Linked DNA regions of Mus musculus: all the other regions are linked to region 2. Evidence: chromatin loops called from intact Hi-C (ENCODE). Cell type or tissue: heart. All regions are shown on one strand.

Region 1 (4,000 bases), 66 kb after region 2:
AGAGCGGACGTGCAGACCTGAACGCCTGTGCTGGCCCATTAACACTCTCCAGCTGTTTCAAGACATGCAATCCCAAAATAAAAGAGACGCAGAACATCCATGAGCCTAAAAAGTCACTCGAGGAACACCGGGGCATGAGAGAGGAAGGGACTTTGTGTGACTCTGAGCCATAGCTCAAGTACCGAGGGAAGGATGCTTTCCCGATGGATTAGCTGCAAAGAGACCATGGGGAATGGGGGTGATCTGGGCTCTATTTGGTCATTAGCTGTCTCTAGAGACCCAGGTATGAAAGCGAGTGTGTCATTTCATCCCCAGAGAGTTTGGACACCAAGGGACTGACTGTGGGAGTAGAGGAAAAGTCATCTTCACACACAAGTTTTTGGTTCCGCACCAATGATGGCTCAACTGGAGAAAGGTGCTTGCTATTAAGTCAAATCCCAGGGACCTGAACGGTGGGAGAACTGACTCCTGCAAGTTGTCTTCTGACCTCCACATGAAAGCCATACTTGCACATACATACACACACACACACACACACACACACACACGATAGATAGATAGATAGATAGATAGATAGATAGATAGATAGATAGATAGATAGATTAAAAATACTTATATTATTTTTCCATCCAAATTTGGGGTAATAAAAGAGTTCCTTTTTCATGAAAAAAAATGATGTGGCCCGTTAGACTGTCTCCTATTAAAATAGTGTCATTGTGTGAAAATTGCTCTGTCTTCGTGTAGGGATCGTGATGCTATGAAATAATTCAGCTTCACGTTTCCAGGTCTAGGTTATGCAGAGGCCAAACATAAATATTTCTAACCTTTTTAATATCTAAAATGAATAAGTCGTGGCTGAGCCAGGATGCCTCAGATATGAACCCAGAAGCTGAGCTATGGATAAGCGATTTAAGACAGTGAATTATCTGATCGAGAGTGATCAGGCGGAGTGGTGAATAGAAGCACGGGGTGGTCTGTGGGGTGTTGAGAAGAAAGGTGGGGTGGTCTGGCTTCCATTAGGACAAGGTCACACTGCTTCATCTGTGCAAGGCAAGAGGAATGGAAATAGCCAGGCTACTTGGAAGGCTAGCTGGATAATTCAGGCGAAAGATGATGGACTTGCAGGTGATCCCGCAGCAGTCAGAGTCTGGGCACGTGTTAAAGATCTGGCCAATGGGATTGTGGGTGGGCTGGAAATAAGCGAGTCAAAAGCTTTCTATGTTGTGGCTTGAACAATAACAAAAGCAAAGTTGATATTATCTGAGATGATAAAGAGGAAAAACGTGGAACACATGCAATTTGAGATTTTTAAAGGTGGTCTAATTATATGTCTGGAATCCAGAGAGGAGTTTGGGGCTGCTGTATCAAGCAGGGCATTGTCACTGAGCAAATGGTATGTAGAACTTCTCATGTATGTATGTAGCACACCCCATGGCTTTGTAGAACAGCAGGATAACTGCATTACCTGTGAGTTCTCTGCAGCGGTTCCTGTAAAGTTAAGCCTTGAGGATGAGATAATGCTCAGAGCATGGAAAGAGCTTCAACTATGGGCATGGGGTGATACAACTGAGATACAATGTATAGAGAAGGAAAAGAATTCCATAAAGGTGGTTTCCTGTGACACTCCCACAGGTCAGGAAGAAGCAGAAAAGCAAGGGAGGTAGGCAGAAAAGGAATCTATGCAGGAATCCAGAAGGAAGTGTTGTTTGTCCCGAGAGCCACAGACATGCCAGTACACCACCTATCTAGAGGAGACCTGAGGTCTGTGACCCCGATGGAGAGTAGAGCTCATTAAAACTTTAAACACTGCTGAGCAAAGCAAAGACAAAATCCTATGCCAAGCTCAGTGATGCCCACCTGTATGCCCAGCTACCTGGGAGGTGGAGGCAGGAGGATCACAGATTCAATCGGCCTTGGCAAATAATGAGACCAAAACTAAAGGTTCAAAAATAAATAAAGACAGGGGGTGTAGCCCAGCGACAGAGTGTTTGTCTAGCAAATAGAAGGTTCTCGGTTGAATCCCTAGTACACATAAGTGAATAAACAAATACATAAATAAATAAGCGAGCAGACAAGCCTAAGGAAGACAACCAAATTCTGTTTTGTATACTGAGTCAATTATGATTTTCAAAATATTGGTCTTTATAAAATACATTAAGGACACAACCTATTGGTTAGTGCTCGGGAGTGGTCTGTCTGCAGCTTAAGTAATGTGGCACTGAAGTGATGAATTTATTAAGTTATCACAAAAAATTGAATGCAGACGTGGACCTTATTATTGGGGAAAAGTTATAGATGAGACATAAACAAAAACATACAATTTCACAAATAAAATTCCATTTTAAAAATTCTGATAAGTCACAGTATAGAAATTTACACTAGAGCTTTCACTTTGGGGACAGCACTGGACACTTTACTAAATCTAAGTCCTGTGATGGTGTGCCTTAAAAACCCAAGCTCTCACAATTGTGTGCTAATAGCGCCATCTACTGTCTCACCAGACAATTTTCTTTCTGGAAATCAGATGTGTGATTTGTACTACATTTGGAGAGTTACATTGTTTCACTAGAGTGCATTCTTTCTATACCGCACTCCTAGCTTGTTTCTCTCTTCCTGTGATAAAACACCAACCCAGAGAGATTTTCAAAGTGTACTTGGCTTACAGGTATCCATCTGTCATCGAGGGAAGCCAAGATAGGAATTCAAGGCTGATGCTGAACCGGAGACCACAGAGGAGTGCAGCTTACTGGCTTGCTCACCAAGGCTTGCTCACTTTGCTTCCTTAGGGGCTCAGGTGGCTCCAGGACCACCTGCCCAGCGCTATCAATGCCCACAGTGGGCTGAGCCTTCCCACAGCAATCAGGAAAAGTCTCCGGCAGACAGACATGTCCACAGACCAATCTATGGAGCTCGTTCCTCTACTGAGCTTCCCTTTGCCCAAGTGTCTCTAATTTGTGTTGAATTTTATTTAACGATATAGAGAATTAAAATGTTACTAATCAACCCAAACCTAGCCAATTTTTTACGGTGTACAAACACCAGCTAAAACATATACAAATGCAAAAGCTAACATATGTAGTTAAGGCATCAAATTCTGATTACCAATTGATGCAATTGTGTGTGCTGTGCGTGTGTATGTGTGTGTATATGTGTGTATGTGATAATCGATTTCCACAAAAGCCTGCAAAGGATCACAATTTTACTTGGTAAAATATTCAAACTATTTCTCCAACCTCTTCATTAAATGATTATATTCACAATGCTACTATAGACTTACACCTGTGTATATATTTAAATGAAAAGAAAAATATGCATAACCCCATCACTTATTTAGGAAAAGTGAGAAAACAGAATATATGAGCATATATATATAGGAGTGTGTGTATATGTGTGTGTACATATGAATAAGTGTGTGCACATGTACGTGTGCATATGTGTGTATATGTGTTTATGTGTGTATATAAGTATGTGTGCACATGTGCATGGGCATGTGTGTGTGTGGTGTGCGTGTGTGTATGTGTGCATATATGTTTGTATGTGTGTATGTATGGGTATGTGTGTATGTGCATGTTTAGATGTGTATATAAGTGTGTGTGCATGTTTGTGTGTGTGTGTGTGTGTGTGTGTGTGTGTGAGCATACATGTGTACTGAGTACTATCCTACAGGAAGCAGAAGAGACTAAGTGGAGGAAGCAGAACCAGCAACAAAACTCTCACTATGTCTTTCGAGGCATGGGGTATAGTGCAGTTGGTAGAGTGCTTCCTTAGCACGCATAAAGCCCTGCACCCCATACACTGAACAGGATGGTAACATGCCTATAAGCCTATATTGCTTAGATTTGATCTCAGAGTTTGGGATAAAGATACAGGAGGATCAGGAGTTAAGTCATCTTTGTAGATATATATGTATATATGGCAAGTTTGAGGCTAACCTGGGCTACATGAGGCTCTGCCTCAAAAATAATATACATAAATTAATGAACCTGACCAGCTAGAGTCA
Region 2 (4,000 bases):
TTTATACAAATTCACCTGCTCACTTCTCAAATACTACTTTGGTTTTTTAATATTTATTCTGATTTTTACTACGCATCTGTTAAAGTTGCGTGTATGTGAATGCAGGGAGAATAGAAGAGAGTATCAGATTCCCTGTAGCTGGACTAACTAGAAATGGCGAGCCTTCTGACATGGGTTCTGGGAACTTAACTTGAGTCCTCTAGAAGATCACTGTGTGGCCTTAACCACTGACTCATCCCTTCAACCCCTCAAATAGGACTTGAAACCCTTGGACAGGTGTTACATTAATGCAGAATAACCAATTGTGTGACTGATAGTTGCATAGTTTTTGATAGTGGTTATGAAGCCTTGTCATTTGTAATACAGAGACCTGGCCAAGGTATAAGCATGCCTGATAATAGCTATCAATAACTATTTCTTTTACAGATGGTGATATGGGAGACTTGCCAAGCAGAAACAGCTCCGAGAGGCACATGAGAGGAAAGACAAAATTGTTCTTGGTGTTGTTGTTGCTACTTGGAAATGAGAGATTTCTTTAATAACAATTTTCTCCTCTGGCAAATAACATCTTTGGACATAGTTACTGCATTACACACCAAATACCAAATGCCTACAAGGAATACTACATATTCTACTCCAGAAGGGAAAACACATAAATTATTTCTATGGAAGTAAAGTAACTTTAGCATTATGGGAAAAAACACTCTTATTCGACTAGTTTTTGTTTTTAGGGCAGGATCTCGGGTAACCCAAGATGGCCTAACTTCAGTATGTAGCAGAGGGGAACCCTGAACTCCTGGTCTTCCTGCCTCTACCTCCCAAGTGCTGGGACTCCGAGGATATATCACCCTCCCTGTTCTTTTTTATAAGAATTTTATTTTTTTATTTTAATTTTATGTGTATGGGTGTTTTGCCTGTATGTACTTCCGTGTACCACCTGTATGCCTGGTACCTGCAGAGGCCAGAAGAAGGTGTTTGGATTCCCTGGAACTGCAGTCAGGTTTTAAGTGACAAGTGACTTCTCTTTAGTCTGTTTTGTGGCACTTTGCCCTAAAACTCACAGTGTGGGTGGGTTGAGGCTGTGCCAAGACATCCTGTGCCAAATAAAATTTGCCTCTTTGTCCCAGTTTGTTATAAACATAACAACAGGTGCGTGGCATGTGTCTGTGTGCACATGTTCCACTCTGTGACTGTGACAAGGGCACCTGGCTACTGATCTGAACTGTTTGAAAAGAAAGCCTAGGGCTTGACCTGGAGCAGGGAACTCCTCATGGCACTGAGTTTCCTCAGGCGAAGAGCTTCCAAGCTTCCTCATGCACACAGAACAGAGCTATGAGTTTGCTTCAGCCCATTCTAACACACCACACTTCTGAATGCGCTTACGAGCCCAGTAAAGAGTGTATAACTTCTAAGAGCCCTGAAGAGATATTTCAAAATCAGCTGACTGAAGTCTTAGTCTCCAATTATAAACAGGCAGCTCAGCTCACTGCTGGCCAACTGGCATTTGAGACTAGTCACGGGTTCCCAGGCACTGAAGCAAATGCAGAGGCCAGTCCACACTGGGAAAACGCTTGTTTGGGTTCCCAGAACTAGTACCCAGTGGGAAAAATATCTGGCCACTTCTGTTGACCCACCACCTCTGTAGGACCTGCAAATCAACCCAGAACGTTATTTTAGAGAAGAGAGCTTTTAGAAGCACATTCTGTTTGGCCTCAAGCTGGCCTGGGGCCCTAAAGTATGCTGGGCTTTATCAGCCTGGCAAATGCCTTTTCCCCAAGAGGGATAGAGTGGGAGGGCTATGATAAACTCACAGAGGGTAATATCCACCTTCCACCTCACTAGGATTTATTACCAGGATTGTATACTGTGGGTTTGAAGAAGAGCCCTTTTATCTTTCTCAAATCAACTCTCAAAGTCCTTTTAATGTTTGGCAAGCTCCTTCTTCCAGAGCCATGGTATGTTGTAAGTTATAGGCTGCTTTCTACTTCAACTTCTAGCGCAAAGTCAAGTTTCAATTAATTAAGACTGCAACCCTGGAAGGGGTGCCCATTAAATAGAGAAAATGAAAATAAGGACCAAAATAGAAGACTCTGGCCATTTATCAATTTTATCGTCTGAAGCAGCTTCCCTGCCAGAGTGTGGCCTAATTTGGAAGCATGACTTCGGGACTTCAGTCAGTGATCTATGCAAGCCATCGCTAAGACAGAACAATGAGAGCGAAAAGGAAGGTAGCTGAGGCCAGAGGGTCTGAACTCTAAAGTCCAAGAGCTTATGAACAATTACTGAAAGCCTGGTTCAGAGAAGAGGACTGACGCTCTGTTAGGATACCATCCCCCCCCCACTTGGCCCTTTCCAGGATAGAGTCACCTGCGTAGTGAGGTATCAAGCATTTAGTCACTGAAAAGTTCATAGAAACTGCTGCCTACAATCAAGGTATTGAGCATAAAACTCTAGGTTTCTCAGTAACGCATGAGCCTTGTGGAAATTATTATTTTGAAGTGTTCTACATTGCTGTCGATGGCAGAGTGCACCCTTAAGTGTTCAAGTTTTCTTCGATGTCACGGCATATAGATATTTCTTTCAAAACTCATATACAAATGTGGCAAAGGCTGTCTGCAGCACATGCTGGGATTCTATAAGCTATATCAAGATGGCTAAGTGAGAATGAAATACAACTTCGAGATTGCCTTGTTTATAAGATGGTCTAGGACAGCAGATGGTGGCACAGATAGCACAGTGTGGCTTGTCAACATATTTGTGTCTATGGTACAAAGGGAAGAAATGGGAAATGGTTACCATCACATAACACATGCTCTGGTAGCCACGCGTCACGGCAAATGATAACCGAGGCAGTCTACCCTGGCTGTAAGCATATTTAAAAGAGAAAATGAACAGTTTTCAAGTCTTTCTTTTTTCAGTGACTATGAGCTAGAATTTTTTTTTCCGGCAGATTAAACTACAATCCAAGCACCCTATTCTGTTGGTTTGGGAATCTCCCATTACTGCTGGTACACCTGTAGACTGGTTCAGCTGCAGTGGGAAACATCATGGTAACATTGATAATATATTAAATATACGTGCAAGCTTTGACCTGTGTCACATCAAAAGAAAGCACCATTACCATCTTCATGATGAACCTTTAAAGTACCACCATAGTTATCACCATCACTTATAGAAATCTGGCCTAACCCAACCACCAGAGAAAACTGCAAAGGCAAACAGAGCTTTTCACTGCCTTGACATTAAACATGTTAGGGGGAAATAAGATGTGCTAAGTGCCCAATAAAAAGCCGATTATTCAATAAATGTGATTGTTTCTAAAGAGTGGACTGTGGAATAGCTAGTAAGAAGAATCTTTCTCCTGCAGTAGGTGAAAACAAATGTAGAAACCCACAGCCTGGACATTGCGCAGAGAACAAGAGATCTTGGAACACAGCCCCAAATGGAATGTTTCCATCAAATCCCTCCCCTCAGAGTTCAGGGAACCCCAGAGGAGAAAGAGGAGGAAGAAGGGTGTAAGAGCCAGAGCAGATGGAGGACACCACACAAACAAGGCCTCTACATCAACATGAGCAAAGCTAATATGAACCCACAGAGACTGAGGCAGCACACACAGGGCCAGACAGGTCTGCACCAGACCCTCTGTGTACGTATTAAGTTTCCAGTTTAGTGTTTTATGGGATCCCTGACTGTGCAAATGACTGAGTCTCTTCTTATGCCTTTTCTTGGGTTCTTCCCCTTCTGTTGGTTTGTCTTGTCTGAGTTCCATGTAATAATTTTTGTTTTATCTTATTATATTTTATTTTGTTATTATTTTAAAAAAATCAAATGGACAAAATGAACAAATAGAAACGGAGCCACTGAGGTAAAGCTGAACAACTGAACTCTCCTTTATACCTACTGGGGAAGGGAAAATCAGCTTTCTCCAATAACGTGACTTTGGGTATATCAACCACTCCAGAATAGACCTCTCGTGTTCAGGGGTAGTTGGCCAACATAT
Region 3 (4,000 bases), 52 kb after region 2:
TATGTAATTACACTCTAGATACAATGTAGGACGTTCCCTGCAGCAGTGTGTGTGTGTGTGTGTGTGTGTGTGTGTGTGGTATGTGGTATGGTGTGTGTATGTGTGGTGTTTGTATGTGGTGTGTGTGTGCACGTGTGTGTGTGTGTTTGGTGTTTATGTGTGTGGTGTGTATGTATTGTATGTGTGGTGTGTGTATGTGATGTGTGTGTGCATGTGTGTGTGTGTGTGTGTGTGTGTGTGATGTGTGTGGTGTATTTGGTGTGTGTGTGTATTGTGTGTGTGTGTGTGTGTGGTGTGTGTGTGTGTGTGTGTATTGTGTGTGTGTGGTGTGTGTGTGTGTGTGTGTGTGTGTGTGTGTGATGTGTGTGGTGTATTTGGTGTGTGTGTATTGTGTGTGTGTGTGTGTGTGGTGTGTGTGTGTGTGTGTGTGTGATGTAAAGGCAAGAGAGAAGATGCTGCAGAAGGGCAGAGGTTATCATCAGGTCTGGTAGGAACAAGATATAAAGAGCAAAAGTGCAGAACAAACATTCAACCCTACAAACAGACCGCACATCGAACAGCTGTGTCCATCTAAGACGCAAAGTCCCAATGTCTTGTTGAGATTTGGTTTACAGAGCAGCCTTATTCCATCAGAAAACAAAGACCCTCTGGTTATACTTACTTATTTTTAAATTTTATTGTTTTATGTGTATGAGTATTTTCCTAACTATATGTATGTGTACCATGCATGTACCAGGTGCCTAAGGAGGTCGAAAGGAAGTGTTGGATCCCCTGGTTTTATAGTTACAGAATGTTGTGAGCTCCAAGCGGGTGCTGGGAACAGAACCTGGGTCCTAGCAAGAGTAACAAGTGTTCTTAACTAAGGAGCTACCACTCTGGCTCCTATAATTGCTTATTTTTATAGCATGGTTTTAATGGACATAATATCTTAAAGGCTGCATGGTCTGGAGTGTAGCTCCGTTAGTATAGAGATTGCCTCGAATGCATGAAGCCCTGGGTTCAATTCTCAGCACCACATAAACTACACATTGCACACACCTGTAATCCCAGGACCCAGTACCTAGAACCTTGTCTCTGAAACCTACATAATACCCAAGGTTGTTAAGGACATTTTCTGCTTTACCTAAGCCTGAAAACAGATGTTCAGCCATTAAAACACTCAACGTTAAAATTCAGTTATGTACGAAATAAGCGCGTGTTTCCTTGTAGCTGGTATCAAGCTCACTTGTAATGGAGTACTCACGTAGGTCTCCACGTAAGCTTTCATTATGCCACCTGTCAGCATAGCTGACATGAACTGAGTACTCCTCACACTCAAGATGTATTCTACTCATAATTCTCAATGACTCTTGCTTCAGGACACGTAGTCACTCAGAGTCACATGGTTAGAAAGCATGTGGTGTTTGGCTCACAACCTGTATCCTCCTATTTTTTTTTAGATCTATTTTATTCATATTTGTGTGTGTGTGTGTGTGTGAGTGTGTGTGTGTGTGTGTGTGTGTGTGTGTGTGTGTGTGTGTGTGTGTGTGTGTGTGTGTGTGTGTGTGACACAATACCCATGGAGGCTAGAAGAGGGTGTCATCTCCCTGGAACAGGAGTTATAAGAAGCTGTGAGCTTCCTGATTTGGGAGCTGGGAACTGAACCCTCTGTAAGAACATCAAGCTCTCTTCCTCACCTCTCTCCCCACAGCTGTTCACATTAGCTCACACTACCTATGTTCTTCTGCGCTCCTCACCAAGCCTTGTCACCTAGCCTGTGGAAACACACTGCCTAGCTTTAAGTCATCACTGTGTTGCTTCTATGATGCTTCTTGTCACATTGACACTCGGCCACTGATGACATCCTCTGATCTGGACCCTACACTTGGAATTCATGGTCAGAGGCAAGGTTAGGATCATAGTTGAATGTTTTTATAGGAGTGAGAGAGAATTCCATTTTCCATCAAGTATCAGTGAGATATCAGTGTCTCCTCCGGTGTCGGTGGGAACCCCTAGGGGTGATGTGGGATTTTCTTCCTGGTGTTGTCCATGGTCAAACTATTGTTTGCTCACTCTGCCTTCTTCTGACTGTTTAGCAGCTCGCAGCAGGAAGCCTTAAGTGTGATGCACTCTGATTTCCTGCATTCTGCTTAAATCGGGGACTCCACTGTAGACCTTGATATTTTTTTTTTCTTGAAAAGGCCTTTGGCTCTCCAGAAGGATCCCCAGCTTTCTCTATCTAACCTCACAGCGGGGCTGCCTCACTAGCAGACCCAAGCCTCTCACTGGCTGTTTCACACCCGGCCTTCCGACCACTCTCTCTGTCCTTTTGTAGCGTTCAACCTTGGTGACAACCTTGAAGCTCACATGTTCATAGCTCTTTGCTCTACTTGATGCTCCCTCTAGTGCTGACTTGAGAGACGTTCACTACTTGATTAGTTTAGCTGGTTAAACTGATAGAGGAGTTTGTAAGGATCACAACATTTACATACTGCGTGTGTGTTAGTTACTTATCCCATTGCTGTGATCAAAACCATGGCAAGAAGCAACTTAGGGGAGAAAGGGTCTATCTGGGCCCATGGTTTGAGGGTCCTGTCTGTGCCAGCCAAGCCTTCCCACCTCCTCACATTTGGGTGACCCAGAAACAGAAGAAAAAGGTGTGTTTGTACCAGTCCTCAACTCACTTGCTCCTTTGTGCCTCCTTAGTCAGTTCAGGACTCCAGACCATGAGACAATGCAGCACAATCAAGGTGTGTCTTCTCTCCTCAGACGACCACCTCAGTGATGCCCTCACAGACTCATTCACGTGTGTGCCTCTCTGGGACTCTAGGCATTTCAACCCAGTCGCGGTCTCAACCAGAATTAACCATTACAAAAAAGTTTCACAAACACACAGACATCTCACAATGAAAACCTTCCCCCATTTTTTTAATTGTTTGACCATTTCATATACATATATAATGAATATTAGATGTTTTCAGCCCAAATATCCACTCACAGCCCACTCCCTCTCACAGTGCCACCCTTTTTAGACAGCACCCTGCTGAGAGTTCATGCTCACACAGATGTATCCTTCCTGGAGCAAGGACGGGTTGCCAGTGCCCATGCTGCCAAGGAAAATGGCATCCTTCCCCAGCACTCATGACAAAATAGAGTGGCAAAGGACATTTTACAGATCCCAAGATTATCAAATGTACAATGTGTCTCTCATGGTCCTGCCCAAAGTTCTGTAAACATTTGTGTCACAAATAACATTATTTTGCTAGCCATCAAATGAAATCATGCATTTTGTTTCTTTTAACGTTTTCCGAAGCGCTAGAAACATAGTTCAGAGACATAGAAAGAACCAAGTTGGCAACTCCTAATTTAGCAGTGACTGACGTATGTTGTGTCCTTGGGCTTTCTGGTTTTCCTCACTGTTATGAGTGGTACTTCTGAGTTTCTGGCAACCCCGTGGTTCCTGGCATTGGTGAGGGCTGTTTGCCAAGTGAAGTCTCTTAGTGACAGCTCGCCTGAATTATTTCCTCAATGATTTGCTGTTGACTCCAGACGTGTCTTTGCTGTTCACGTTTCCTCTGTCTATATCCCCAAGTCCATGCAGCCCCATCCCAGAGTGAACATCACTTGATTCTGATTCCCTGGTCACTGGGAGGATCCTCTCTATAACCTTCCCTTGAGATCTGGGCCAGGACTCTTCACTACAGTAATACGAATAGAAAGGGACCTAAATTTAGGCATAAGAAGTCATGTACTAGTCAATGTAAGATGCCTACATCTTTTTTAAAAAGTCTGTAGGTGGTTTGGTCTTATTATTAGGGCTGTAGGGGGTTTGTTTTGTTTGTTTGCTTGCTTGCCTGATTGCTGGACAGGGTCTCATTTTTAGCACTGACTAGCCTAGAACTCACTAAGTAGACCATGCTAGCCTGGAACTCGTAGAGATCCACCTGCCTCTGCCTATTGAGTACTAGGGTTAAAGGCATGAGCCACATGCCCACCAAATCTTTTCGTATTATAAAACAAT

The links. Hi-C counts contacts between places; a loop is a spot of excess contacts. Peaks named below come from ENCODE experiments on the same cell type or tissue, not always from the same donor. Only the 100,000 strongest peaks of a DNase experiment are listed, where the experiment ranks them.
Region 1: a loop joins it to region 2, with 2.1 times the contacts of the local background. A loop is called at or near these places in 2 of 42 quality-filtered maps.
Region 3: it touches region 2 in a loop (2.0-fold over the local background); 2 of 42 quality-filtered maps call a loop at or near these places.

What each region holds. Positions count from the first base shown.
Region 1 is chr6:142,733,040-142,737,039 of GRCm38, forward strand. No RefSeq gene overlaps it. Among named protein-coding and RNA genes, the nearest start is that of Cmas, 22 kb to the right of the region's middle. In heart, a CTCF peak has its summit at 2,487 (motif pointing left); a DNase peak (open chromatin) is centred at 152.
Region 2 is chr6:142,666,779-142,670,778 of GRCm38, forward strand. The region is part of intron 14 of Abcc9 (ATP-binding cassette, sub-family C (CFTR/MRP), member 9); the gene reads right to left. Among named protein-coding and RNA genes, the nearest start is that of Abcc9, 33 kb to the right of the region's middle. In heart, no CTCF peak of the experiment used is centred here; DNase peaks (open chromatin) are centred at 1,513 and 3,443; H3K27ac peaks cover 477 bases.
Region 3 is chr6:142,718,487-142,722,486 of GRCm38, forward strand. No RefSeq gene overlaps it. Among named protein-coding and RNA genes, the nearest start is that of Abcc9, 18 kb to the left of the region's middle. In heart, a CTCF peak has its summit at 2,381; no DNase peak of the experiment used is centred here; H3K27ac peaks cover 380 bases.